Linked DNA regions of Homo sapiens: all the other regions are linked to region 1. A link is a loop called in an ENCODE intact Hi-C map of the cell type or tissue named here. Cell type or tissue: transverse colon. All regions are shown on one strand. Each heading gives the region's core, and the rest is flanking DNA. Links, peaks and the distances in the headings are about the cores only. Region 1 has its middle 9.1 kb from the start of FOXF1. Region 2 has its middle 17 kb from the start of LINC02135. Region 3 has its middle 120 kb from the start of LINC01082. Region 4 has its middle 39 kb from the start of LINC01082.

What was found. A loop is a pair of places that touch in the nucleus more often than their neighbours do. Peaks named below come from ENCODE experiments on the same cell type or tissue, not always from the same donor. Only the 100,000 strongest peaks of a DNase experiment are listed, where the experiment ranks them.
Region 2: a loop joins it to region 1, with 5 times the contacts of the local background. A loop is called at or near these places in 6 of 110 quality-filtered maps.
Region 3: it touches region 1 in a loop (8-fold over the local background); 98 of 110 quality-filtered maps call a loop at or near these places.
Region 4: a loop joins it to region 1, with 5 times the contacts of the local background. A loop is called at or near these places in 5 of 110 quality-filtered maps.

Annotation. Positions count from the first base shown.
Region 1 is chr16:86,517,165-86,522,164 of GRCh38, forward strand. No RefSeq gene overlaps it. Among named protein-coding and RNA genes, the nearest start is that of FOXF1, 9.1 kb to the left of the region's middle. RefSeq lists an enhancer at 4,599-5,000. In transverse colon, for the core only: CTCF peaks have their summits at 684 (motif pointing left), 3,090 (motif pointing left) and 3,294; a DNase peak (open chromatin) is centred at 737; H3K4me3 peaks cover 1,290 bases; H3K27ac peaks cover 3,253 bases; H3K27me3 peaks cover 2,620 bases.
Region 2 is chr16:86,299,675-86,307,980 of GRCh38, forward strand. No RefSeq gene overlaps it. Among named protein-coding and RNA genes, the nearest start is that of LINC02135, 17 kb to the left of the region's middle. RefSeq lists a silencer at 1,349-1,643 and enhancers at 1,495-2,046, 7,667-8,306. In transverse colon, for the core only: no CTCF peak of the experiment used is centred there; a DNase peak (open chromatin) is centred at 4,268; H3K4me3 peaks cover 746 bases; H3K27ac peaks cover 5,000 bases; H3K27me3 peaks cover 180 bases.
Region 3 is chr16:86,075,854-86,081,523 of GRCh38, forward strand. No RefSeq gene overlaps it. Among named protein-coding and RNA genes, the nearest start is that of LINC01082, 120 kb to the right of the region's middle. In transverse colon, for the core only: no CTCF peak of the experiment used is centred there; a DNase peak (open chromatin) is centred at 2,458; H3K27ac peaks cover 1,860 bases; H3K27me3 peaks cover 667 bases.
Region 4 is chr16:86,152,566-86,160,871 of GRCh38, forward strand. No RefSeq gene overlaps it. Among named protein-coding and RNA genes, the nearest start is that of LINC01082, 39 kb to the right of the region's middle. In transverse colon, for the core only: no CTCF peak of the experiment used is centred there; no DNase peak of the experiment used is centred there; H3K27ac peaks cover 4,540 bases; H3K27me3 peaks cover 455 bases.

The DNA.
Region 1 (5,000 bases), core at 1-5,000:
TGGAGCTTTTGGGGGCCGTGGTTAATGAGGCAGATGCTTCTAAGGAGTAAAGGGGTGGCCTGGTTCCTTGGTACCCAGACAGGAGTGGCCAAGTCAGACCTGGCTTTTCTCGCCGCGACATTTAGTGGGGCCAGTGTGGAGTGGTGGTGGTGTGTGTGTCTCGTGGGGGGTGTGGGAACCATAAGAGGTACAAATATCCATATTTTACGAGGCCCTCTGCTCAGGGACTTCTGATCCCAGTGTGGGGACAGCTAAATTCCCATCTTCACAGACTTTCCCTCCCTTCCCAGGGATAAGGAAGATGGCTCACATAGCTGGAGAGAGACTTTTCACAGTGGGTTAGGGCTTGGGATGCCAACATACACCAGCCACCAGAATCTCCCCCAACCTCACTGACCCCTCCTAGGCATCCGAGTCCTGCGGATGACCCCATGGGGAAGTGGGAGATCAGAAGCCCCCTGAGCCCAGTGGCTTCACCTCTGATGGTAACTATCAGAGTCCAGCCTCATCAGAAATATTTGGGGTGTCAGTTTAAACAGCAGATTCGAGGGGTCCCTGACAGCTATTGGTTAGAATCTCTGGAGGGGAGACCCAGCAGTCCACGGTGTTCAAGGATAAGCTGGGTGGTCCTGGGTGAGCGCTAGTTTGGGTCTGTTCTCCCACGCTGGTCAAGGCTGCTCTGAGCGGCCTCTGCTGCCCCCTCCTGCCCGCCTGCTGGATCAGGCCCACGTGTCTGTAGCAGCAGCTGGTTGAGAGAACTTGGAGGCCAGGCAAACAAGCACCACGGCCACATTTGCAGGCATACCATGTGAACGCCGGGCCGGGGCAGGCCTTCTTCCCACATGGGCATCCCAGTCCACCCCAGCTCACCCTCGCTTGCTCCTGCCCCAGCTCTGTCCTTGTTACTCTGCTTGTTTCGGGGGCAGAACCTGAGCTCAGGGAGGGTCACTGACTGCTCCCGACATGATCGGTAAGATGTGGAATTTGGACTCAGACCCAGTACTTTCTGACCCTGAATCCTGTGTCACTTGCCACTACACCGCAAGGCTCCTGGACACCCGTTTGCCTCCATCCACAGGGCCTAGTGGTAAAAGGAAAGTTGACGTGGGATCCATGATCTAGCCTCTGCTGGCTTCCGGCCTCCAGAGGAGAGCTGGCAATGGGCAGGACCACAGAGAGTCGGGGTCTCCAAACACATGCTCTCAGACCCCCTCTTACCTTCCAGCTGAGCTAGGAGGGCGCTTGCAGGTGGGGCGGGAGCTGGCCTAGCAGCCAGCGCAGCTCAGACCCTGACCTTTACCCCCTCTCAGGGTTCCAAGTGTGATTCACGGGTTCCACCATGGCCTGCCATGGAAGCTTCCTTTGCTTCCTGGGGTCCCCTTAGACCAGCTGAGAAAAACTTCAGATGAAAGTGGGTGCTCAGACGCGGCTGCCTGCACAGCACTGTGGCCACCTCCACACTCTATGGAAACTTCTGGGCACCAGTACGTCAGAGTTCTGGGCTCTGTGTTAAGGAGGAAGGCCCTTTTCCGGCGTCTTCTGCAGCTGAGCCCAGGGGCAGTGTCCTGGGCCATGTGGCCAGCAGGGTGGGACAACAAGGGACGGGGTCGCATCCATCCATGAAGGGACGCTGACTTGTTGTGGGGCCGAGAGGAATCCCAGGCCTTTGACAATTCTGTCTTCGTGTGCTTTGGGGGTGCGCAGGGGCAGAGGAACGCCTGCTGTCTGCAAGCATAAAACATCGTGGGAGTTGGGGGTCTCTGAGCTGATTCTGGCTGGAAGGCTGTCCAATTTGCAAACTGTTCATTGCTCAATTAAACTCTTAAAATAAAACATTGTCAGCATGAAATGACAGATGGACAGAGGGGAACCGTCGTGGAACTATCCGCTCCACACGGGGCCCTGGCTACGTGTCCACCACTGCACTAGACTAGATTTGCGACGGACATGTTGATGCACACCTGTTGTCACAGACGGACCGCCCAGTGCCGTGTTGTCCCAGCCCAGTGGCAAGGGAGCAAGGGTGTGGTGGTCGCACAGCAACTGGCATTGAGGTGGGAAGGTGTGCGGTCCCCATTGGAGTAGATGCCCAGGCCATGCACTACCCAGCAGCTGAATACACAGGGCCATGTCCTGCAGTACCATCCAGCTGCTTCCAGCATCAGGACACCTGGGGTCATGTGGACACTCTGAAGCAACAACGACAGCAAGGGCAGGATGACCACAAATGTCCTTAGCAGAGGGAGAAAGCTGCCCAGATGCAGTGTCTACATGGTCCCTATGGTGGTCTTTCTCCCATCCCACAGTGCAGGATGTTTGCTGGGGACACAACCAAGAGGAAGCCTGGCAGAGCAGGGGCGGAGGGTCGCTGGGACCAGGTGCAGGCATCCTCTCTGACTTATTTTGGACAATGTTCTATGCCTGTGGGGTGGCAGCCTAGGGAGGAGCAGTGCCACACGCAGGGCCCTTGAGAGTGCTGTAGTGCTGTGACCAGCCGCCGCAGGCATTTTATGGAAACTGCCGCCAGCACTCCAGGGAGCAGGCACGGACGCCGGGTTCCCCCCACCCCGTGTTCCCCGGCAGGTCTGGGGTCTGGGCCACGGGGAAGCGTGCTGAGTCTGCAAATGTCCCTGGAAGAGGAGAGCAACATTTCCGTTCCGGACACTTCCCCCCAAACAGGCTGTGATCTATTAGTGCATGGCGTTTCTGTGAGGCAGGAAGCACTGGCCAACCCTGGCTTTCTGCTGTGACTCCTCGGCAGGGTCGCCAGCCTGACTGAGCAGAGAGGACTGCGCCGCCTCTGTCCAGGTGCGGGAGGTGGGCCAGCAAAGTGGGCAGGGCAAGGGGAGGCAGCCAGGGGAGGCTGGGCGAGGCCACAGCAAATGTAGGTCATGAGGACAGGAGGGACAGGAGGGCAGCTGTCCCGGCTCACTTCCCAGGGGCCTTCGCTGCGATGCCCGCCCCAGGGAGAGAGCTCAGGGTCAGGAAACCTCTTGGGAAACAAGAGGACCCAGGACACCAGGGTCCTTCCTGCGGGGCAGCCTCTGACCCACCCTGGGGATTTCCCGCTCGGCTGTTTCTCTACACGGCGGCAGCGCCACCTGCTGTCCACTTCGTGCAGATGCTATTGGGCCCTTAAAATCCGTCCCATCAGGAAAATTGATCTTCCCCAGGATGGGCAGCCGCGGATGCGAGGAATGAACCTGATTGCTCTATTTCAGACCCTTTGACCTTTGTCAAGGCGTAGCTGGCTTTTTATTTTATTTTATTTGGTCGGGGGTCAGTTAATGCAGTGTTTTTCTAATTACACAAATGACGTGGCTTATTCCAAATAAAAAAAAAAAAACTTTAGAAAAGTGAAACGAAGAAAGTAAAAATGACTTCCAACCCCATTCCTGAGTGAGGCAGCTGTGCTCCGTTGGCCACAGGAGACATCTCCCTGCACCCTCAGGGACCCCGCCGTTCTAGGAGGAGCAGATAAGGGATGTAGCGGGTCAGAGCACGGGAGTCACAGGGCCTGGGTTCGAGTCCCGACTCCCTCTCTTCTCAACTTCGTGAGCCTGCACAGGTGTCTCTCTTCTGCTCACCTCGGCTTCCCCATCGTTACAGTGGGGATGATGGTAAGAGTAGGGCTCCCATAGCATTGCTGTGAGGCTTAAATAAATAATAACCTGTGAAAGGCTTACAGTGAATAAACCAGGCACAGAGAGGGCAAGCACTTAGAGGCCACACAGCCAGGACACGGTGCAAACCCTGGTGTGCCTGGCTCCAGCACGGCACTCTTCGACCATTAAATGGTCTCTCTGTTCCGACAAGCTGCGGTGGCTTCGTGACCCCTGAGGCCCTGCTTGTGGTCAAGAGATGAGCACGTGGTGTTTCTCCGGGGGACAGCCTTCTCCCGCCCAGCAGGGAGGGGCTTGACGCTGTGGCCGACTCTGCTATGAGACCGCAGGGAGTCACAGAGCCCTTCTGAGCCACATCTGTCTTATCTGGAAAAGGGAAACAGTAGTACACGCTTCCTGGGACTCTTCTAAGGCTTAAGTGAGCTAATTCACCCTGCAAGGTGGGTAGGGATGTTTAATTTGCTCACAATTCAGTACTCAGGGCCTGAGCTCATTGCTTCCAAACCATCCAGAGTGCAAAACGCGCAAACCGCATGGTCACACGTCAGCTCCATTCCGACCTCTGCGATTTATGGACATCAAAAAGAAAAGGTTCCATTCACATGAAGAAGTGCTGCCGTGTTCGCGGGAATGGGAGTGTGGGTTCCCTAAGCGTCTCTGCTTGCTTGAATAAGTGCCCAGATGGTCTCTGGTAAAAACACGGGATGATCACTGACATTGGCAAAGTCATGGGGACTTGCTGGGGCGGTGGGTGGCCGGGAGAGGGGGACAGAAGAGGGGCGCCCAGATCCCCCCAACCTGCGGCTCTGCAATGCACCAGGAAACAAGCCGCCAATACTCTATGCCCCAGTTTCTCCATCTACAAATGCAATCAAATATGGGGCTATTTCCAGCAACAGGACCAGGGTTGTGTGGGGCTGTCGCATGATGGGCTGGCCGCAGGTCACGGGGTGGTGATGTGCGGATCAGAGTTGAAGGGTTCAGTACGTGCAAGATAGGGACTCCTGCTGGCTTCTGTCGGAACAGCCCTGGGCCCCAACGCGCCTCTGCACTGTGCGCCGTGTGATCGGGTAGAAGCCCCCCACCGTTCCACAGGGCACTGCTTTTCTCTTCCAGGAAACACCTCTGGCTTTGTCTGCCTCTTCCTACCTCAGGTGGCAAGTAGGGGACAATCCCCAGCGAAGGAAGGTACAGTGGGATTGATGGCTCAACCTGTGGTCAGCTGTCGCTGCAATCGCGGCTTCACTCCCTGCCCACAGGGGCACGGTGGGCAAACTGACTCCTCTGCATTTCAGTAACCTCGGCTGTGAAATAGGAGGCCTCTCAAAAGTGACTGCAAGGACTACGGGAAATGATATAAATGTGTGCATCTATGTA
Region 2 (8,306 bases), core at 1,716-6,715, 220 kb before region 1:
ATTTATTGCACACAAAATAGCCCAGCAGACATGAAAACAATAAAAAGAAAAAGAAAACTAAAAACTTCCATCTTATTTTAAGATATTTTTGTAATATGTTGATGTTTTCGTGGCTTTAACATCAGCTATTCTTGTCATCATTTTAGGGAGAATGTTTATTTTCTAAGCCCTCGATTTAAACTCATTTAAAAATATTTATTGCACAAACAATAGTGTGTAAAAACTCCTGATAATTTAAAAAATCCGTTCTAATAAATCTTGTTTTAAGGTGTTTTTGGAATTTGCAGAAGTTTTTGTATCTTTTGCCACAAAATAGCTTCTGGAGCTGTTCATGTGGACAAATACCAGCTTAGAAAATATGCTGCGTGTGGCTTGGGCTGGGCTGTTCTCTTCTGCGTGGGACACCTCGCACCCATGCCCTGGGCACCGCAGATGATTGGGTGTCCATCTGTGAGTCCGTGACAGTGTTGCGTGGACTCAGAAACTCAACATTACAGCATCACTTCAGGATTTTGGTTTTCAATGTCATGTATTCTCAAGCCTTTATTCCTCCTTCTCTCCTGGGATAGTGATGACCTGTAATCGTCACTTGCTCAGAATTGATCATTCACGAAATATTTAAATGAAAAGTGATTGCAAAACCTCAATTACTTTTGCACCGACCTAATCATTGGCTGCCGCGGGCTCTGTGGGACCACATCTACGAATGTATCGTTCATGGCCGTTGTTCCTTGTGGAATGTGACCCTGTGCAGGCAGGGATTTGATCTTTTGTGTACGGCAACATCCTCTGTGCTAGGACACAGCGGGGGAACTTAGGAGGAGCTCCACAAATAATCGTGAATTTATGAATGCAACAACAAAAGAATGAAGACTGAAATAAACCTTATGAATAGGGTACTTTCTGTGAGTTTTTTACAGAGTACCTTTTTGGCTAGAACATTTCTTAAGAGTTTTTTTTTTTTAACTCGAAGTAATCTGGAATTTAATTTACTTAAAGTAATATATATGTATATTATTGTATACATATGTATACAAAATATATATGTATATATTAATATAAATGTAATAGGTATTGGGGCAACATTTTATATTTTTAAGTGATTTTACATCCATGTTCATCTCCTTTAAAACCCCATGTGCTAAGTACAGCAAATAGGATTTTGTTTCCCCGACGTCCAGGCTGAGTGCAGCCAGATGGGATGACTTGACAAAGTCACAAACGCTGACAAATCCCGGCGGGGGAGTTGTGGCTTCCTCCAAAGGAAGGTAGGTCTGTGTTTGTCAATTGATCAGCTCAGCGGTGGCCCTGAGTGAGGCCGTGAGGAAAGTAACTCCGTAGTTTTAATTCTGATGATTACTTCCTGAAAAAGGACCCTGCAATGGTGGGTCCAACCTCCTCCTTCCCTCCGTCTCTGCCAGTCGCTCGGTCTCTGTCTGTGCTCCCCTCCAGCTGCCTGTCCCTCCCCCTCAATGGGGGCTTAGGGGCCCAGCTCACCACTCACGCTCCCACAACGTCCAGCGTCCATGCCTGCAGCCTGTTTCCTGGGAATTTCAGTCCATGTGGAGCAAGAGGCCAGTCTCCTGCTCTGAGCCCAGGAGGGCACGTCCTCCGCCAGCTCTCAGCACTGGCTCTGCTTCCTGTTTACTTCTGCAAGTAGCTGCGATTGTGGGGTCTGCAGCCAGCCCTGTGGTCCGAAGCCAGCCAGGCTCAAGGGGTTATCATCCTATCAGCCGAGATAGGCTGGCGGGCTCTGCCATCTGTCAACTGTCTTCTGATGTAATTGAAAGTTCTCTGTCCTGGAATGTCATCTTATTAGGTGGATCAGGCCTTGACGTGTTAACTGGAGAGTTTCTGCAGGGCTCAGCTAGTTATTTTATTTTTTCAAAATTAAGAGGCATACAGTCTTTTAAAAATCTCATAACAAGTTCTTATGAAAATTTTCCAAAAAATCATCAGAGCGTAAAGAAAAAAGGAATGGTCACCCAAAACCTCATCACTCCAAAATAATATGCTGGTAACGTTTCATTAAACCTCTGTCTATGCAAATTATATCCAGAGAGATTCATGCGTATGTTTCAAAAATGGAATCAGATTTCCCATGCTGCTGTTGACCTGCTTTTCTTTTTGATGCCACAATATGGCACGGATGTGTCTCCATGTCAATAAATACAGATTTACATCATCTATAAATAGTTGTATAGCATTCTCCAGGTGTGGCATTTAGACTTTTTCTTTTTTTTTTCTTTTTTTTTGCTATGATATGTTATAAACACCACCACAATGAACATGTTTTGCACATTTGTGTAAATATTTCCTTGGGATCGACGCCTAGAGTTGGGGTAACTGGAGCATGGGGCATTCACACGTACAGTGACCATCTGAGCAAACTACAAGCAAGGAAGTGCCAATTTTCCTCACACAAACAATCTACACTGGGTCCCAGTTCTCAGCCCTGCATCATACCAAGTGCCCAATTCTTTCACTTAGCTACTTCCAGCAGTAGAAAGTAGCATCTCATTGTTGCTCTTTGGTCTTTAAAAAATTACATTGCACATATTTATCAGGCATTTATGCACCTGTGAACTAGCCCAGCTACTTAAAATTAGATCCTCATGCTGCAAGAGCTTTAATGGTCAACAGATCCAACCCCACTCCCAAACCTCCATCCACCCACCATCCACATACTTGGATCATCTCAACTGTTTCTCTCCAAAGACCTGGCCTTGCCTCTGGTCTGTTTGAACACTCCCATCCACGGGAGCTCATCGCTGCCTGAGATGGTCCACTGTGTTCCCAGCTCTAATTTATTAACCTATAAAAGCCAGTACATATGGAATAACCATGCTGGGCCAGGAACGACGGGAAGCCCTTTGCTGAACAGTGTCTCCAGCCTCAAACAGTGCTGAAAACATGTATCGCTATTTCCTTCTTTGTTCCATCAGGGTCGCGAGATGCAGAGAGGTTAAGTAACTTGCCAAGGGTCACACAGCTTTAAAGGAGCAGAACAAATAATTGAATGTGAGGAAACCGTGCACCACTTGAAAGGCTCACAGAGGAAACTTTAAGCTGGTGAGAGATCTAACAAAAATAAAATAATTTCTCAAAGTACAGATTTCTTTAAAGACTTCCTATCCTTCAGGCACTTTATCTTCAGCTGCCCAAGGATACAGAGCAACTATCAGACACCCATGGGGTCTGGGCTTTGTGTGAGATCTGTGCTAGTCTCTGCAGCTACCAGAAGGCAAGAAGGCCTGGCCTCGAAGATGTTCCAGTAGACTCGGGTGTCACCGGCCCATGTGCTTATGGCTCACAGATTACCAGGCCAAAAAAAAAAAAAAAAAGCCTACCTTAATTGATAGAGGTCTCAGATTAGTTCAAAGCATTCACCTCTATTTTTTCCAACTGGGTCTGGTTTCAGAGATTAGATTTTCTAGGTGCAGAAATGCCCTTAGGCAAGTCAGAGGCCCAATTTGCAATGACCCCACTCGGCCCTCCTATCCTAATGTCCTGCCACTTGAAAACATCATTTTCGGAGTGTCCCATCCTCAGGGCTCTGGAAGAAAGGCTCTGGCATCAGTCATTCACACTTTAGTATGAATCAGCCCAATAATTTAAATAGCTGGACTCTATGATGAACACATGAATTTTTTTAAGTGGGTTCATTTATTCATGAGATGGATGTCTGTGATTTGGACAGGAGGCTTCTCAGCTTCCCTCAAATTAATCCTTAAATTTCATCTCACCCTCCCTTTCTGTACAACTTACCTTTCTTGAGCACCGATCTGTCCTTCGGATAAACAGGTAACAAGCTATGGGCTGCTTCTCACCTGTGGAAGGTTAGGCCACAGAAATGAAATCTTTCGTTAGGTTTCAAAGCAAAACACACAAAACTCAACCAAAAGAAAAAAAGGGGGGCGGGGCGGGGGGGACACAACGATGCCTTTTAATGTAAAGAACCTGCCCTGTGGTCCGAATCTTTCTCATCATGAGTCCAGCGTGCAAGGGAGGATGAAGGTGCTGCATGGGCTTCCTCTGGGGCTGGGGACTGCTGGCTGGGAGCCACCGCAGCTTGCAAACTAAATTTAAAAGCTTGCACCCCAAGACCCTTGAGCAAAGGTTACTCGAGGTCTATTCCGGGTTCAGGCGGAAAAAAGAAGCTTGACTTGGCAAGGAAATGCCTTGTGACGAGGCGCTTGGCTGACCAGGGGCATGGAGGAAAGCTGGGACTCGCTGCGTTTTCTTTTGGCATTTACAGCCCTGAAAAATGATTGCAGCTTCCTCTGGCCGCAGAGCTGGAGCCTGAAGAGGTGACCTTTAAGGGGAGTCTGTTTACTGCAGCCGCAGGCCCAGGGCCCTTGCGTGAGCTCCACGAAGTCTGCGCCGGGCCTTGGCACTGACCCTGCGGGGCCTGCAACCCAAACTCACCGGTTTCTGGGAGCTGGTGAGGGGCTGCGCTGGGGCTGGGGCGAGGCCCCGGCCGTGTGGGGAGACCAGGGGAGCCTCCACGCTGGGCGCCCGGGCAGGGAGCGTGGGGGCGGGCGGGCTCACTGCTTGCTCCCGGGAACATCCTGCGGGGCAGGTCTGCCTGACCGGCCACCCCATCCTCGGACGCTGAAAACTGTCCTGCAGCCAACTTCAGCCTCTCTTGGCTCTGCAGACAAAACGAGGCGATTCGCCTGCATGGGGTACTCCTCTCTCCTTGTGGGCCCTGCCACAAATCGGATACGGATCTCCATCCCCCGGACTTTCACACCGAGTTACACAGAGGAGAAAATGGGGATAAAAGTTAAACTGAGAAGCATTCAGAACTCACCCTATAACCGTCTGAAACGAAACCATCCACATAGTTTACGGCAGACAAGGAAACTATAATCCGATTTCTCCACTTGGATCTTAAATGTGAAATAAATAAGCACATGTAATGGTATCTGCTATTTTTCAAGAGCATGAATAAAACTTGAAGACTTGGATTTAACTTTTTAAAGATGGTTTTGAAACCTTTCTAACTGAAAACAGGATCACTACTCATTTTCTCTTTCTACCCTCATTCAACACTCTTTTCTTTTAGAGAGACAGTGTTTTTTTAGAATGCTTTGGTTTCTGTTAGGAACATAATACACTTTCTTTGGGGAAAATGTAGGAGACAATGAAAAGAAAAATAACAGTGACATGAAATTTCACCACTCAGAATTAACCTTGGTTAACATTGCAGTAGATTTCAACCTGTTTTAAAATATATATATGTGTGTGTGTGTGTATGTATATATATGTGTATATATGCATATATATGTGTGTGTATTTGTGTGTAAATAAGTGTATATAGGTGTGTACATGTGTATATGTGTGTATATGTGGGTGTGTACACGTGTATGTGTGTGCAGATATGTGTTTATGTGTGTGTATGTATGTACGTGTGTATGCATGTGCATATGTGGGTGTGTGTATATGTATGTGTATATGTGGGGAGTGTATGTGTGTATGTTTGTATGTATATGTGTAAATTTGTGTGTGTATGTAGATATGTGTGTGTGTGTCTGTGTGTTTTCTACAATGCATCCTTTATAAAACCAGTATCAGGAATTTATATTGTGCTGTTCTCACCTGTCAATATGTCATAAATACTTTGCCAAGTCATTAAAGTTTCCTTATAAACATCATTTTGATGATTGCCTAATACACCGACCTGTGGATGTGCCATAGTTTCCTCCACTATTCTCCCATTATAAAAAATGTTTTAAAGTGTACGAACTTCCTTTCCCAGTGGGGGAAAATGGAATCGCTGGTCTGATCTGGAATGGTTATTTGTGATTTCCTGAAGTTAGGTCAAAAACCATTAGACATTTTTTGTTAACCCAAGTACCTACTTCCTGGCGGATTCCAAACATTGACCTGATGAAGACCAGGGGAGGGGAGCACCTAGACCTTTGCCTTGGGAGAAGCGAGGTGGGCCCGGAGCTGACTCTAGGACGATGTCCTTGTGTGAAGGTGGCAAGCCAAGTCACCCCTCAAGGGAGGAAGGAATTGGGGCCCCTGTTCTTAGGTGTTTATGAATCATGAGCTCCACTGAGAACAAGATGACAGGAAGCCATGGAGCCTGTCTAGAAGAGTCTGTTCCCAGAGTCCACACAAAATTTCAGGGGTTCTCAACCCTTGACCCCTTATGGAGGCCTTTTGAGATCTCCAGGACCCAGGGTTTAATTACTGGGGACCCTCTGTGACCAGCTCCAAAAGCATCCCTGGATTCCTTTAGTCCATAACTCTGGGAAGATCATAAAACACTTTTTTTTTTGAGCACTGAATGTTAACATTTAACAGAGAAAACTTTTGTTTTTGCAGAAGTTGAGAAACTATAAAATTCTTCCTGAAACCTGAGACTTCGAGCATATCACCAAGGCAAGAGTTACAAAAAAGTGAAACTTTTAGGTAATTTTATGAGTTTTGCAAATCTGCCACAAGCATATGTTTAGCACCCTCAGAAGAATTCCAAAAGGAGTATTGCTTCAGCCTGTCAAGAACTAAAATAGTTACACATGTTTATTCCATGTGGTTTGATGTATTATAAGCTATTTGATGGAATTAGGAATGACATGGTTCCTTTTACTCTCCATAAAAACATTAGTGCAGCATGTCCTCTGATACTTGTGGTCTTGAGCTGTTCATTTGTTTCTTCATTCCTTTCGAATGTAATGTTGCATTTTAGTGTTCAGGCTCTGTGGGCGGCACACTGGCTCACCACACACTTGTGTGTGACGTGGGAAAATTTACCAAGCTCCCCAAAGCCTCAGTTTCTTCATCTACACAATGGGGCACCTGCCTCATGGAACTCTTGTGAACATTAAAGGAAATAAGACATGTAAACCACTTAGCACATGGGCTGACATGCGAAGAACATTCTCTGCCTTAATTAGGATTATTTGTTAGTTCTCACCCGAACATCCAGAGATGCAAACAGAAGGTCGAAATAAAGATCAGTGCCTGAAGGCTTCAGGAAGAGTGGGTGAAATAATGACCACATTTGCATTACTAAAAGTTTGGGGCTAATTATGCTACAATTTCCTATTATACGTTGAATGAGTTGTCCAGAAGAGAGACAGAAAAAACAAACAAACAAACAAACAAATGAGAAACCATCCACATTCACATATACGAGACAGTTAAAAATTGGGGGGTAGAAACTTTCTCAAGATGGGTTTCACAAAGCACTAGTCCCATCAGATGCCCCTTGAAGGAATGTCAAGGAGTTTCTCTGGAGAGATCAGTTTGGGAATGTTGCTCACTCTTCCCTCATCTTGGAGAGTCTTTGTGCACCTGGGCATAGTAAAGGCTCTGAGAAGTCCTGCAGTGAAGAAACTGACGGGGCTCTGTTAAATCCAGTTTGGGAAAAGGATTCCTACTTTGGAAAAGGCTGAACTCGAGAATGATCCCAAACATCCCCTTCGAATCACAAATGGAGACGAGGATCAAGGGACACATTTAAAAATATCACCACGTGTACACACAATCTTTGACACAGTGCCAGGTAGCAGATGCCTCACAGTCAAGTTCCGGTGAGGCTTTGAGATTGCTCAACAGTTTTGTTGAGAAGTAATTCACATACCATACAATCCACCCATTAAAAAATGCACAATTTGATGGTTTTAGTACATTCCCAGAGTTGTACAACCCATCACCACAATCAATTTTAGAACATTTTATCACTTCGAAAGGAAGCCAGTACTCACTAATAGTCACTCCTCCACTCCTCCCTCCACAACCCCTGGCAACCACGCATCTACTTTCTATCTCTAAGGATTTCCCTGTTCTATGGACTTTTCATAGAAATGGAATCACACACCCTGTGGTCTTTTGTGTCTGGCCTGTTTCACTGAGCACCATATTTCCAGAGTTCATCCTGCCACAGCATGTATCAGCCCTTCATTCCTTTTTTACGGTTGCACAATACTCCATTGTAAGGAGAGACTGCCTTTTATCTACGTATCAATCAATGGGCATTTGGATTGTCTCCATCTCTTGGCTATTATGAGTAAGGCTGCTGTGAACGTCTGTGCCCATGTTTTTGTATGGGCATGTGTCTTCGTTTCTCTTACGTAAATACCTAGGAGTAAAATTGCTGAGTCATAGGGTCACTCTAGGTTTAACATTTCGAATAACTGCCCAAATGTTTCCCAAAGAGTCTGTACCATTTTATAACCTTACTGGCAATGTATGAGGGTTCCAAATTTTGAGTTTGCTTTCGATCAAATACCTGGCACAAAGCAGTATGCTTGTTGATTAATCCAAATTATTTTAAAAATTCTCATACT
Region 3 (5,670 bases), core at 1-5,000, 440 kb before region 1:
TAGCTTCTGTCCACAGAGAACTCAACCACACACCCACACACAGTCACAAAACAAGAACAACAGAGCACTTAGGGCCAAACCCTTTACATACATTATCTCATTCAATCCTCACAGTAATCCTACAACGTCAGTGCTATGCAGCATTCCCATGTTACGGATGAGGAAGCTGAAGCCCAGAGAGGTTAAGTAACTTGCCCAAGGGCACACAGCCAGCGAGTGGTGGAGCCTGGAGTCGCCCCATGGTCTGTGAGATGCTGAGAACATGGATAAACCTCAGCGTGCACAGTGGGTACACTTGCCGTGTGTCGTCTTGGTGTAGCAGTTGGCATTACCTGAATGTATACAGCTACGTGGTGCCAGCCCTGGAAATGCAGCTGCAGATGACACAGAGCCAGTCCCTGCCCTTGGTGGGGATGGGAGAAGGGGGACACATTCAGTATTTAGGCTGTAGGATCATCAAGATTTTGATTGGTGGGGTAGGTCCATGTTCACCCAGCTGCCTTATATCTGTCAGCCCACCAGAAAGGTGCCCGGGAGCTGGGACAACTCCAGTTCCTGGAAAGGCAGAGCCCCTACTACATATGTGTCCCAGTATATACATCAGTCTCTTGTGAGTTGAGTTACTATGTCTACATACATTGAGTTGGTCCATCCATGAATCAGTATGATCTTAGCAAATTACATCTACAAAGACTCTATTTCTAAATAAGGTTACATTCTGAGGTCCTGAGTTGGCATAGATTTTGAGGGGACACCATTCAACTCAGTATATTGTAAAGCTCTCAGGCATAGAGATGCCAACCCCAGCAGTTGGAAGTTACCTGGGTGCTAATATGTCCAGATCCTGGAATGGTCTTTGTAGGCAGATCCCTGCCAGCATCCACTTGGGCTGGGAGTGAAAGTACAAGGTTTTTGTTTGTTGTTTTTGAGCCAGGGTCTCACTCTGTTGCCTAGGGTGGAGTGCAGTGGCACGATGTCGGCTCACTGTAACCTCCACTCCTGGGTTCAAGCGATTCTCCCACCTCAGCCTCCCAAGTATAGCTGGGACTACAGGCTCAGGCCACCACACCCGGCTTAATTTTTGTATTTTTTGGTAGAGACGGGGTTTCACCATGTTGGCCAAGCTGCTCTTGAACTCCTGACCTCAAGCTTTCAGCCTGCCTGGGCCTCTCAAAGTGCTGGGATTACAGGCATGAGCCACAGGCACAACACAAGATTTTGTTTTTGGGCTCTGCTTAGCTCCAACATGAGGCTGGGCTGGGTCTGAGGGGGGCTATTTCGTTCCAGCTTAAATCCATCCTGCCCCAAAGTAGCAGCCACCCGTGATCAGAGGGCTTGGCCCTGGTTTCAGGTTCTCCTTTCAGAAAAATGATCTCTTTCTGCCTTTCAGCAGATGACTTCACCTATGGTGGCTGCATTCTTTGTTTCCTTGGGTCAATGCCACTGGTGGCTCCATTGGGTGTGTGTCAAGAAGACACACGGCAAGTCTGTCCACTGTGCGCATTGAAGTTTATCCATGCTGTCAGCATCTTGCAGACCATAGGGCGAATCCAGGCTCCACCACTCATTGGCTGTGTGCCCTTAGGCAAGTTACTTAACCTCTCTGGGCTTAGCTTCCTCATCTGTAAAATGGGAATGACACATAGCACTGACACTGCGGGATTACTGTGAGGATTGGATGAGATAATATATGTAAAGGGCTTGGCCCTAAGTGCTCCGTTGTTCTTGTTTTGTGACTGTGTGTGGATGTGTGGTTGAGTTCTCTGTGGACAGAAGCTATAGGATTAGCTTTGAATTTCTACCCGTCTTCTGGGGCTGCCTGGAGGAAGGTCCTCTCTGGTAGATGGGCTCTGGGACGCCAGTCCGGGGCAGCACCGGGTCTCTGTCCCACCCATTATTTTCCTCTGTTCCGTTTCTCTGTCAGGACCCCGAGGCTGAGGACGTGTCCTTTTCCACGTCCCATCCCACTTTCTTGCAGGCCCGAGACCAGATGAGAACCTGGAGGGAATAAAATGGGAAATGAGAATTCGTTGTGTGGCACGTGGTCCATGAACGCTCTTTACCAAAAGTGACTCAGAGCATAGAAATCATCCACATTTGGTTTCCAAAGCCAGGCTGGGCCTTTCCAGAATTTGTGTCCCCTAATAGGTAGCGGGACAGCTGGACTTTGGCTTCATTTGGGACAGATGCTGCAGCTGGCCTCTCTGGGCTCCAGGTCATCCTGTCCCTACCTCTTCCTGAGCTTCCAAACCGGCCAGCAGACTTGACTGCCCTCTGCCTTCCCTTCCCAGAGCACAGCGGCAGTTGCCTGGGTGCTGGCGGCCTCCTGACCTCCCGAGGACTTTGGCATTGGAGACTCATCTTGACGTGGTCCACTGTCTGAACGAGCAGATGCCAAGATCCCATGCTCAAACTGAGCAATGAGAGTGAGCCCAAAGTGAGGCGTGTTCTGATTTCCAAGATAAAGTCCAGACTTGGCCGAGCTGTGGCCAAGCCCAGTCCTGCCTTTTCCTCCAGCCAAGCCTTGGCTTCTGCTGCGTCACCCCGGCGTCTAATCAACGATGCTTGCTTTCCGTGCAATTATTTGAACTTGCTTTTCAAAAGACCCAGTTTGAATCCAGCCAACGGACTTGTGCCTTAGCCCCATGATATAACCTGATGACGTTCGGTGGAATAATGACCGTTCATCACAGCCACCACTGCTTGAAGGCGTGCTGTGTTTTATGAGTTTTACGAGAGTTCTTCTCTGGAGTGGGTGAGGCTGGTTTCCAGCTCTCAGGGCTGGGCCTGCCATATTGGTTGTTTATGTCTGGGGTGTTTGGATCGGCTGATGTCTGCTCGACATGGGTTGTTAGATATTTTGAACATCACCCCTGTAGGTAGGTAAATGTCATCATCCCATTTCACAGAAGTGGAAAATAGAGGCTTACAGCAACTAAACAAGCTTCCCAGTCTCACTTAGCTATTAGGTTGCCGCAAAAGTAATTGCGGTGTTTGCCATTAACAGTAAGGGCAGGCCGGGCACGGTGGCTTACGCCTGTAATCCCAGCACTTTGGGAGGCCAAGGCGGGTGGATCATCTGAGGTCAAGAGTTCGAGACCAGCGTGACCAATATGGTGAAACCCCGTCTCTACTTAAAATACAAAAATTTGCCGGGCGTCAAGGCGTGCCCCTGTAATCTCAGCTACTCGGGAGGCTGAGACAGGAGAATTGCTTGAACCCAGGAGATGGAGGTTGCAGTGAGCCCAGATGGCACCACTGCACTATAGCCTGGGTGACAGAGTGAGACTCCATCTAAAAAAAAAAAAAAAAAAAAAAAAAGTAAGGGCAAACACCGCAATTACTTTTGCACCAACCTAATAGAAAGTAGAAGAGCTGGTATTTGACCCCCGGAGCAGCCAAACTCCACTTCAAGTTCATGAACTGAGGGAGCAATGTTCCCCTCTCATGCCAGTGACCCCCATTTCTTGTGGCCTCAGCGGCTTGGCCGGGCATGATGTCCGTTCTCTCCTAACTATGTGCCGATTGCCAGTGGTTTTGGGATTGCAGCTGCTGGATACAGAGGCGCTCTGGGAAGTCTGGGGAAAAGCGGCCAACGCTGTCTTATTTGGGGTCTTTGTTTTAAGGAAACAGGCTGGCAGAGTTAACTTTGAGACAAAACTTGATATGTCAGCAGCCAGCTGAAACACAAAAGCCAAGGACCACACTGGCAGATGGTGGATTTAACCGAGAATCACACCAGAGTGACGTCAAATTCATTACAAAAGCCTCGCGTGGGCCCCTGAGAGCGTAGGAAGAGTGTACAGTGATGAACTGCATGATCTCAGGGGTGAGCTGGGGTCCCCCACAAACAGCTGAGACAAGGACTTGGGTGCAGGTTGCTTACTGGTTCGGGGTGAGGGGTGCCTCCTGGAAGCCTGTGGTCTACAAAGTAATGGTCCCCAATGATGTTCACGGTCCTAATCCCTGGAACCTAGGAATAAGTGGCCTCATGTGGGAAAAGGGACCTCGTGGATATGATTAGCTACAGATTTAACATGGTGGAAATTATCCTGGAGTATTCGAATGGGCCCAGTGTAGTTACAGTCATCCCTTGGTATCCAAGGGCCGTTGGCTCCAGGACTCCCGTGGATAGCAAAATCTACAGATGCTCAGGTCCTTCATATAAAACGGCAGAGCATTCGCATACAACATACGCACTGCCTCCTGTATACTTTAAATCATCTCTGGATTACTTATAATTCCTAATACAATGTGCATGCTATGTAAGTCGCTGCTTTACTGTGTTGTTTAGGGAATAATGACAAGGAAGAAGAGTCTGCACATGTTCAGCACAGATGGAATCATTCATTTTTTTTTCCAAATATTTTCGATCTGTAGTTGGTTGAATCTGTGAGTTCAGAGCCTGCAGATACGGGGCCCTTAGAAGGCGGAAGAGGGAGAAACCTGGGAAGAGGCTGCACTGCTGACTTTGCAGGTGGAGGGAGGGGCCGGGGCCAAGGAGTGCAGGCAGCATCTAGAAGCTGGAAAAGGCCAGGAAATGGGTTCCCCAGAGCCCCCCAAGAGGAACCAGCTCTGCCCACAGCTTGAATTTAGGACTTCTGACTTTCAGAATTGTTGGATAGTAAGTTTATGTGGCTTTAAGTCACAAAGTTTGTGGTAACCTGTAACAGCGGCTGCAGGAAACTGACGAGGCAGGGAGGCAGGCAATAAAGGGTTACCTAATACAGGTGATTGATAAATGGCCGGGCTGCCGCATGGGCACCTGACATCATTGCAGAATCACCTCACCGTGGACAGGACAGCTGACACCTTCACCCGCAGAGATACCAGTCATTGCTAGAAGGTTCCCCCATACTCCAGGCTTCTGATTGGGGGTCTTAGCAATTCCACCAGTGCAGGCTGAGAAGCAGCAGTGCAGACCCAGCCGCAGGAGCACAGGTGGCTCTGGACGGGGCACCAGCCTAACTTCCTCCATGCACCGCCTTCCCTGTTCCTGCCCTGCCTTTTCTCCCCCTGTACCATTTCACTAATACTTTTCTTTAACTGGAGTTGCTTTATATTAAAGGAAACTCAGCCCCAATCATCATAATTCCCCGAAATGATGGGTTTGATACTTTTGTTACACATTTTTCTAATAAATGTTAAAATAAATACATTAATGGTGAAAATACCAAGTTTGCGCATTGACCAGTCATCTCCTGTGACCACCCAAGGATCACTGCCGTGAACTTCTGGAAACACTGCACTATTTCATCTGGCCACAACAACAACCATTTTGTGCTGGGGAACTGAGGTTCAGAGAGGCTCAGTGGCTCTCCTAAGGCCACACAGTAAGTAACTGAGCCAGTAGATTTCTCAGTCTTCAAAGCTTATGATCTTTCTACCATTCCACCTTCTGCCTAATAATAATAATAAAAATATTAATAACCATGCCGAGGTCCCTTGCTGTGTGCCAGGCCATGTTTCGCGAGCTCTACACACGGGAACTGATCAAATCCTTGCCACAAACACTGTGGTTACCATTATCCTTGCTTAATTATATTATTAAATTATATGAGTATATGTTATTTTATTTATACTGATGACAGGTGCCATTATTATCTCCGTTTTTCAGAGAGGAAGCAAAGGCACAGAGGGTTTAAGCCTCTTGCCCGTGGTCACACAGCA
Region 4 (8,306 bases), core at 2,066-7,065, 360 kb before region 1:
TGTCCTTGGACCTGACAGAATTAGGGGATCTGGGATCCTGGGAGGCAGAAAGAGCAAAAGAATGTTTGATGTGGCAAGTTCAATGATCAGACAGTCCTTCTCCACCAGCAAAACCATACGAGAAGTCTGTTCAAATTTTTTATTCAACAAATGTTTGTGGAGCCCCTGCCATGTCCAAGCACTGTTCTAGGAGCTCAGGAAGCACCACTGCACGAAGCAGGCAGCAGCCCATTTTCTTCACGGAGCTTGGGTTCTGGAGGCAGGAGACAGAGAGTGGTTCCCGGACAGCTGGCCAGTGAACCCGGTGAGCTGTGCTGGGACACAGGACACAGAACGGGGAAGGGAGTGGCTTCAGACAGGGGCCAAAGTAGGCCTCAGGGAGAAGGTGACGCTGGGCAAAGACCTGAAGGATGGGAGTGAGCAAGCCAGGTGTGTGCCTAGGAAAGGGTGCTTCAGGCCAAGGGGACAGCTGATGCCAAGGCCCTGGGGCAGGACTGTGCCTGGGGCCGAAAAAAGCAGCAGTAGGGGTAGATAGTGGGAGAGGAGGTTGAAGTAGTGGTGGAGTGCGGTGGGAAGGGGCAGGTGGTCTGGGGCTGCGCTGGGCGATTCGGTAGCCAGGAGCCTCCTGCGGCTCCTTACGTTTCAGTTTAATCAAAAGAAAGTCAAGCTAAAAATCGGCTCCTCCATCAACCAGCTGGATTGCAGGTGCTCGAGAGTCACCAGTGGCTGGTGGCTGCTAGCCCAGGTCTAGAACACTTCATCATCACAGAAAGCTGTAGTCCAGAGCCTTGTAAGGATTGGTAAAGATCATCGTAAGCGCTTCGGCTTCTACGCAGACAGAGGGAAGCCATTGTAGGGTTTTGGACCAGAGGGCTGATGTTTTCAAAAGGTTACCCTGGCTGCCGCGCTGAGAAATGATTCTAGAGAGAAAGGGAGAGCTTCACAGACGTGGTCCAGAGAGGGAAGAGGGCCCTGCCCACTCATCAGGTCCCCTGCCTGGCAACCTGGGACTCTTCCATTAGAAAGGGCCTTTCTTCTTTATAACCTCAATTGCATACCCATATATGTATGTATATATTTGTCTATATAGATATGACATGCATATGTGTGTACGTGTATGTGTCCAGACACACATATATATTTGTATATATGTATATATAATTTTTCCAAAGAGCATGTTTTATTTTTTAACAGCTTTGTTGAGCTATAATTTATAGGCTATAAAACCCAGCCAGGCTAAATGTGCCATTCATCGACTTTTAGTAAATTGAGCGGGTTGTACAACCATCACTACCACCCAGCCTCACTTGGCGCCCACATGGCACTGTGAGCAGGGGCGCACCACAAAGGTGCCCGCTGTGCGTTTTCTGAGCTCTGTGAAGGGCACTCCCAGCGGGCTCAGGTGGGTCTGAGCACTGGCGACAGCTGGAAACTGTCCTCCCCTCGGGTCGGGTCGCAGAGGTGCAAGTGGCTTGTCATGGAGAATTGCTCACACATAAGACGAGCAAACCCTCAGACACAGCCCTTCCAGGGGAGATGGGTCCCATCTGTTCTTGCCCTCCTGACACCCCTCTTCCTGCCTCTGGCCGGCCTTTGCTCCCCATCTTTTCTCAGAATCTCTAAGCACCGTGCTTTAGTCCTGGTTTTTCCAGCCTTCTGGCCAAAAGTATACACAGAGAAAAATATACAGAGAGGTTAGACTCCTTTTCCCACTGAGCTAATATTTAGGGGAAAGAAGATTAAACAGATAGTTCAGGGTTGGCTTGTATTACCACACTATCCTTTAAAAAGTAAAGGGTTTTAGAAAAAAAATCCAACTAAGAGGGGAAAAGTTCAAAGCTCTTGAAGAGAAATGATCATGGTGTTATTGTCAAGTTATGAACTAGAACCAGTGGAGCACCTACTGTGTGCAAGGCCTTGGGGTCAGAGAGATGACAGCCTAGTCTCTACCCTCCAGGTGTTTCCACATTCATTCATTGTTGTGTTCATTCAGCATGTTCCAATTGATGTACCAGGTCTGCTCTACAGAGATGAGGAAAGCTTGGTTCTTGCCTTCCTGATACCCATAGTAAAGTTGAGGACTGGATATGTTTTGCCCAGAATTTTCCTTAGTGTTCTTGAGTTCCTAGGTGTTCCTTGGATAACAAATAGCACAGGAGTTCAAAGAGAAAAAGGGGAGCTAAGGCTTAGCAAGCTCTTCTTCCATTTGGCCCTGGCACACGATTTTGCTCTTTCAATTCTCCTAACGTTCCCCAACTGCAGTTACAATCACTGCTGAACAAACCAATGATTGCATTGGGCTCATGTTTATCCCCCTCCTTCCTTCATGCAGATTGGCAGCTACAGCATGGGGCAGGTCCAGTGGAGAGAAAGACCTCTAAATGTCCAATTTTTAGTTAAAAATATTTTCTCTACAAGCTGAATTATTTCCCCATCTGGTCCCTTGAGTTGCCTGGACTAAAAACAGCAGGAAGCTAAGAAGTGAACTTCTGTCCCCAAAACCTCATAAAGAGGGGAGGGCTGGGAGGGTCCCAGATGGGCTTCGGTCCCCACAAGCAGAGAAAGGATCTGGGAAACAGTCGTGCAATGTTTCCAGAGGCTGAGAGCAGCTGGGCAGTCACATCACATTTCATTGCTGCTTTTATGGTAGCTGTTAAAATTTTGAAATTAGGCTCACACCTGTAATCCCAGCACTTTGGGAGGCTGAGGCAGGAGGATTAGTTGAGGCCATATGTTTGAAGCCAGCCTGGGCAACAGAGTGGGACTCTGTCTCTGCAAAAAACACAAAAATTAGACAGGCATGGTGGTATGCACCTGTAGTCCCAGCTACTTGGGAGGCGGAGGTGGGGGGAAACCTTGAGCCCGAGACTCGAGGCTGCAGTGAGCAGAGATCATACCACTGCACTCCAGCTTGGGTAACAGTGTGAAACTCTGTCTCAAATTAAAAAATTTTTAAATAAAAAAATGGAATATTTAATTTAAGGGAATATTGTGCAGTGATAAAAAGGAATGAAGTTCTGACACATGTATGAACTTTGAAAACATGATGCTTCTTGAAGGAAGCCAGACACAGAGACCACACATTGCTTGACTCCAGTGATATGAAATGTCCAGAACAGGCAAATGCCTAGACACTGAAAGTAGATTTGTGGTTGCCTAGAATTTGGGGGAAATTGATGGTGATTGCTAGAGACACAGGGTTTCTTTTGAGCTGATGAAATGTTTTAAAATCAATGATGGTGATGGTTGCACATTATCTCTGAATATACTAAAAATCATTGAATTGTACTCTTTAAATAAATCAGTTATAAGGTATTACATTGTATCTCAACAAAGCAGTTAAAAAACAAACTTCTTTGTTTTTTTGGTTCACTTCAGAAAAATTAAAAACTACACATAGTCAGAGAAAAGGAGAAAACAGACAATACTATCCTACCAGTTGAAACCAAGTCACATGAGCACCTTGGTGCCTATAATTCCAAATACACACATTTTGCTGCTTTACTTTTGATGTTTTTGTGTCTCTTGGTTTGTTTTTGTTGTTGACGTTGTTTTTTTGCAAGTGTAGAATCCCACTGTCTAGGGTGGCTTTTGTCCTGGGAAGTCTTTGAAATATCTGCTTTGTGGACAGAACAGATCTAATTAGACTGTGGAGACCCAGTAAACACTGCAATTAAAACCGTGTAGCAGTAGAGCGCCTGCTGGGAAACTAACTGGCCAAAAGATCTGGGATGTTTCTGCTGGGTGGCTGCTGAATTCAGGTTTCGTAAACAGGAGAATCCCTGAGATGATTTCCAGAGCTGAGTGTCAGTCCTGGTGAAGGTCTGGCCAGGCTGTGGGCAAGCTCTGGTGGAGACCAGTGGGTGACAGTATAAGTCCACCCACCAGTGAGCTTTCACCCACAGGAATCTTTAAAGCCTACTTACTTACCTATTTATTTATTTGTCTGGTTTTTAAAATTAAAATTAGTAAAGGATGCACATGGGTATTCAAATCGACATACACAAAGAGTAGATGGTGGAAGGAGTTCTCTCCCACTCCCAGTCTCTGTGTCTCCACCTGGAGCCCAGCAGTAGTTGTCAGTTTGTTGTGTGACCTTATAAACAGCCCACAAGGGTGCAAACAAGCTTATCCCCCTCTGCTTACCCATGGATGCATGGAAATATACTATGTCATCTCCTGTTTATCTGGCTTCTTAATTAAAAAAATGTATATATATATTGATGATTGCTCTACATCAGCATTCACTGATGTGATTTATTCTTTTTGATGGGTATATAGTATTCCACTCTATGAATATACCAGAATTTATTAAACAGTTCCCTATTGGTGGACACTTTATTTCTAGAATTTTGCTATTACAAATAATGCTACATTGAGCATTTTTAAAGATATATCTTTGCCTCTTGTGGGAATATAATTATAGAATAAATTCTTCAAAATCTAATTGTTAGATTAAATCATTTCTACATTTAAAATTTTTGATACCTCTTTCCAAATTGAATAGTTCATTGCAAACTGTAACCCTCCAACAGTGCATAAGGTCACCTGCTCTGACCTAATTTTGAACATTTCTTTGGTAGCTCCTACAAGGGAACTGGACACAGATGTTCTCCTCCCCTTCCAAGAGCCAGACAGAGGCAGGAGTTCAAGATTGCAGTGGGTGCTTCCTGTCCTCACTCAGTGAGCATGTGTCCAGTCTTCACAAAAGCCCACTGCTAGGCAGGCAGGTCTGCTGTAGACCAGAGCTAGCTGCCTCCTAGTACCTTTCTCTCCCTCTTTATTTGTTTAATAAAGTCCCCCCAAGTTCTAATCAGGTCTCTGGTCATCCACCTACAGCCTCCCTTGAAGCCAGGTATGGCCATGTGAGCAAATTCACACCTTTAGGACGTGAACGGAAACAGCTACACAGCTGCTGTGTCTCTTGCTTCTAAGGAAATTGCCTCCCTGCCACTTCCTCTCTTTCCCCAGAAACCACCTTCATCCAGGAGGTGGGACCACATGCTGGGGACTAACAAGATGGACAGAGCCCGGAATGCTGGAGGACACATGAGGCCAGAGGAAGAAGAATCTTCTTGTTTTTGTCCAAGGGCTTCTTAGCTTGCCGGGAGACAGGCTTTGGGCAGGAAATTGGCATCAGTGAGGTGACCGGAGTCACCGGTAAACACAAGAGGCCTGGCTGGCGACCCCGGATTAACATCCTGCAGGCTCCCAGGAAAAACCCAGAGACCTTGAGAGTATGTGCAAGCTGGATTCCCTAGGAACACAGGTGGGGTATTCCTACTAATGGGACTGGGTTTTACAGGGATTACCCAATTTGTAGGCCACATAATTTCTTGGTAATTTCAAAGCAGGTTGGAATTCTGAGGCCTTTGCTGCCTGCTTCCAGCTGCTCCAGGAACCAAATCACCAACCAACAGCTGGAACAAACACTCATAAAAAGTCCCCCAGCTTCTCCCCTCCTGGAAAATGTTCACAGCAGGCTTTCTCCACCCACACAGAAAAGCACAGATTTGGTCATTTCCTATCATACTGCTCAGTGGCAGAGGCTTGAAGTTCCCAGGACTTGCTAAATCACCCTGGCTGTTGGCTTTTCGAGTTTCTGGGACCCAACTAAAGTAAAACAAACAGAAGAGCCACTAAGCAACTTGGTGTTCTCTTTTTGCTTTTGTACACTCCCAGACACTTTAGGATGAGAGAACTGGTCAAGGTATTTAAGTCAATGGACTTGCCATTGAGTCAAAACAAGTCACACTTAGAAGGGCTTAAGGGATGGCACCAACAAAGAAGAGTGCATTCTGATCACTCATTCATTCACTTATTTACTAGACGTTTGCTTGGAGCTTCCTGTCTGCGGAGGACTGAGCTAGTCACTGGGGACACAGCATGAGGATGGCACAGTCCTGCTCTCAGGGAGGCCACTCACTGTCACCTGAAACAGATGGACAATAATCACAAATGGAAATTGCGATGAAAGAGGTTTGTACTGGGCTGAAGAGTGTCTCCCCAAATTCATATCCACCAGAAGCTCAAGATGAAACCTTACGTGGAAATAGATCTTTGCAGATGTCATGCGTTAAGGATCAACGTGAGATCATACTTTGTTAGAGTGAATTCTAAATTCACTGAGGGTGGCCTAATAAAGAGACAGGACATACAGGGACCACACAGCTGAGAAGCCCATGTGAAGATGGAAGGGAGACTGGGAAGATGTCTGCAAGTCAAGGAATGCTAAGGAACACCAAGGAATACTCCAATACCGGGAGCTGAATACGGGAAGCTGAATACCGGAAGCTGAATGAATACCGGAAGCTGAATGAATACCGGAAGCTGAATACCGGAAGAGAATGACGTGGGTTTCTCCTCTGTTGCCTCCAGAGGGAGCAGGCTACTGCTGACTTCTTGATTTTGAACTTCTGGCCTCCTGAACTGTGAGAGAATAAACTTCTCTTGCTTTAAGCCACCACTCTTGTTTTGTGGTAATTTGTTATGGCTACCCCAGAAAACTAATACAGCAAATACAGGTGTGTGAAGACCTGTGGGCGCACATGGGAGGAGTGACTTCTCCTCCCTGGAAGATCAGGGGGGGCTTCAAGGAGGAGGTGACCGTCAAACTGAGCCCTGAGGATGCCAGAGAATTCCCAGGGCAGAAAAGAGAAGGGAGATTAACTCCAGGCAGAAGGACGAGCATGTGAAGACACACAGACACAATGGGCACAGCTTGTCTGGGATGTTGAGGAGTTTGGTATTTACAGAATGAGAATGTTGAGGATGGCAGAGGACTGGAAGTCATGAACAAGAGCCTTTGTGCCACACTAAAGAACATGGCCTTTCTCCTGAAGGTGACGGGAGCCACTAAAGGCAGTGGAACAGGGAAGAAGCACCTTTTTTTTTTTTTTTTTTTTTTTTGAGACGGACTCTCGCTCTGTCCCCAGGCTGGAGTGCAGTGGCCCAATCTCGGCTCACTGCAACCTACGCCTCCCGTATTCAAGCGATTCTCCTGCCTCAGCTTCCCGAGTAGCTGGGACTACAGGCACGCACCACCAGGCTCGGCTAATTTTTGTATTTTTAGTAGAAACGGGGTTTCACCATCTTGGCCAGGATGGTCTCAATCTCTTGACCTTGTGATCCGCGCACCTTGGCCTCCCAAAGGGTTGGGATTACAGGCATGAGCCACTGCGCCTGGCCAAGAAGCATCTTTTATTATTTTTAGTTGAAGAATTACCTACTTGTAATGAAGTGACCAAATCTGAAACATACAGGTCAATGAACTGGATATCTGCCTATACCCATATAGCCACCTAGCTCAAGCTATGGATATTTCTAGCACCCAAAAGAGGCTCTCTGGGGTTCCTCTCCAGTCAAGGCTCAACTTCTCAGAGATAACCACTATTCTGTACTTCACATAAATGGAAACATGCAGGATATATTCTCATGTTCCTGGTTTCTTCCACTCAACATTCAGCCAGGTATTACTAGTTTATTCTTTTTGTGTGCAGTATAGTATTTCATTGTGTGAACATAGCACAGTTTATTTATCTATTCACCTGTTGAATGAGGGACCCCTTGGCCCAACACAGGCCTCTGTGGCTTTCCCTGTCATTACTGCACCTTCTATCTTCAGGTCTCTGGATGAACAGAGTTGGGGGTGTGCACAGCTGTGCTGTGCTTTGCAGCTTTACTTAAACCTATTGAGCAGAAACTTGAGTCAGACAATCATCCTCTTTTAGCAACATTCAGCAAGGGGGTTAACTACTTGATCTGCCCACCAGAATCGAGGATGTGACGGTCAAGACAAATTTGTAAAGATGGCCCCTTAAGTTACAAAAGACTGGCTGGGTGCAGTGGCTCACGCCTGTAATCCCAGCACTATGGGAGGCTGAGGCGGGCGGATCACGAGGTCAAGAGATTGAGACCATCCTGGCTAACATGGTGAAATGCTGTCTCTACCAAAAATACAAAATATTAGCCGGGCGTGGTGGCGGGCACCTGTAGTCCCAGCCTCTCGGGAGGCTGAGGCAGGAGAATGGCGTGAACCCAGGAGGCGGAGTTTGCAGTGAGCCAAGATCGCACCACTGCACTCCAGCCTGGGCGACAGAGCAAGACTCTGTCTCAAAAAAAAAAAAAAAAAAAAATTTACAAAAGACTGAGAGCAAAACTGAAAGATTCCTCTCCCCTCAGCCTTGGGGCAATTACTTCCTTTCTTGGGAAAAGCACAGGTTGTTACCTAGCTGCAACTTAAGAAGTAGGTGATTCTGGAATTAGGTCCTTCTGTTTTACAGCAGAACAAACTGACTTGCAAAGCT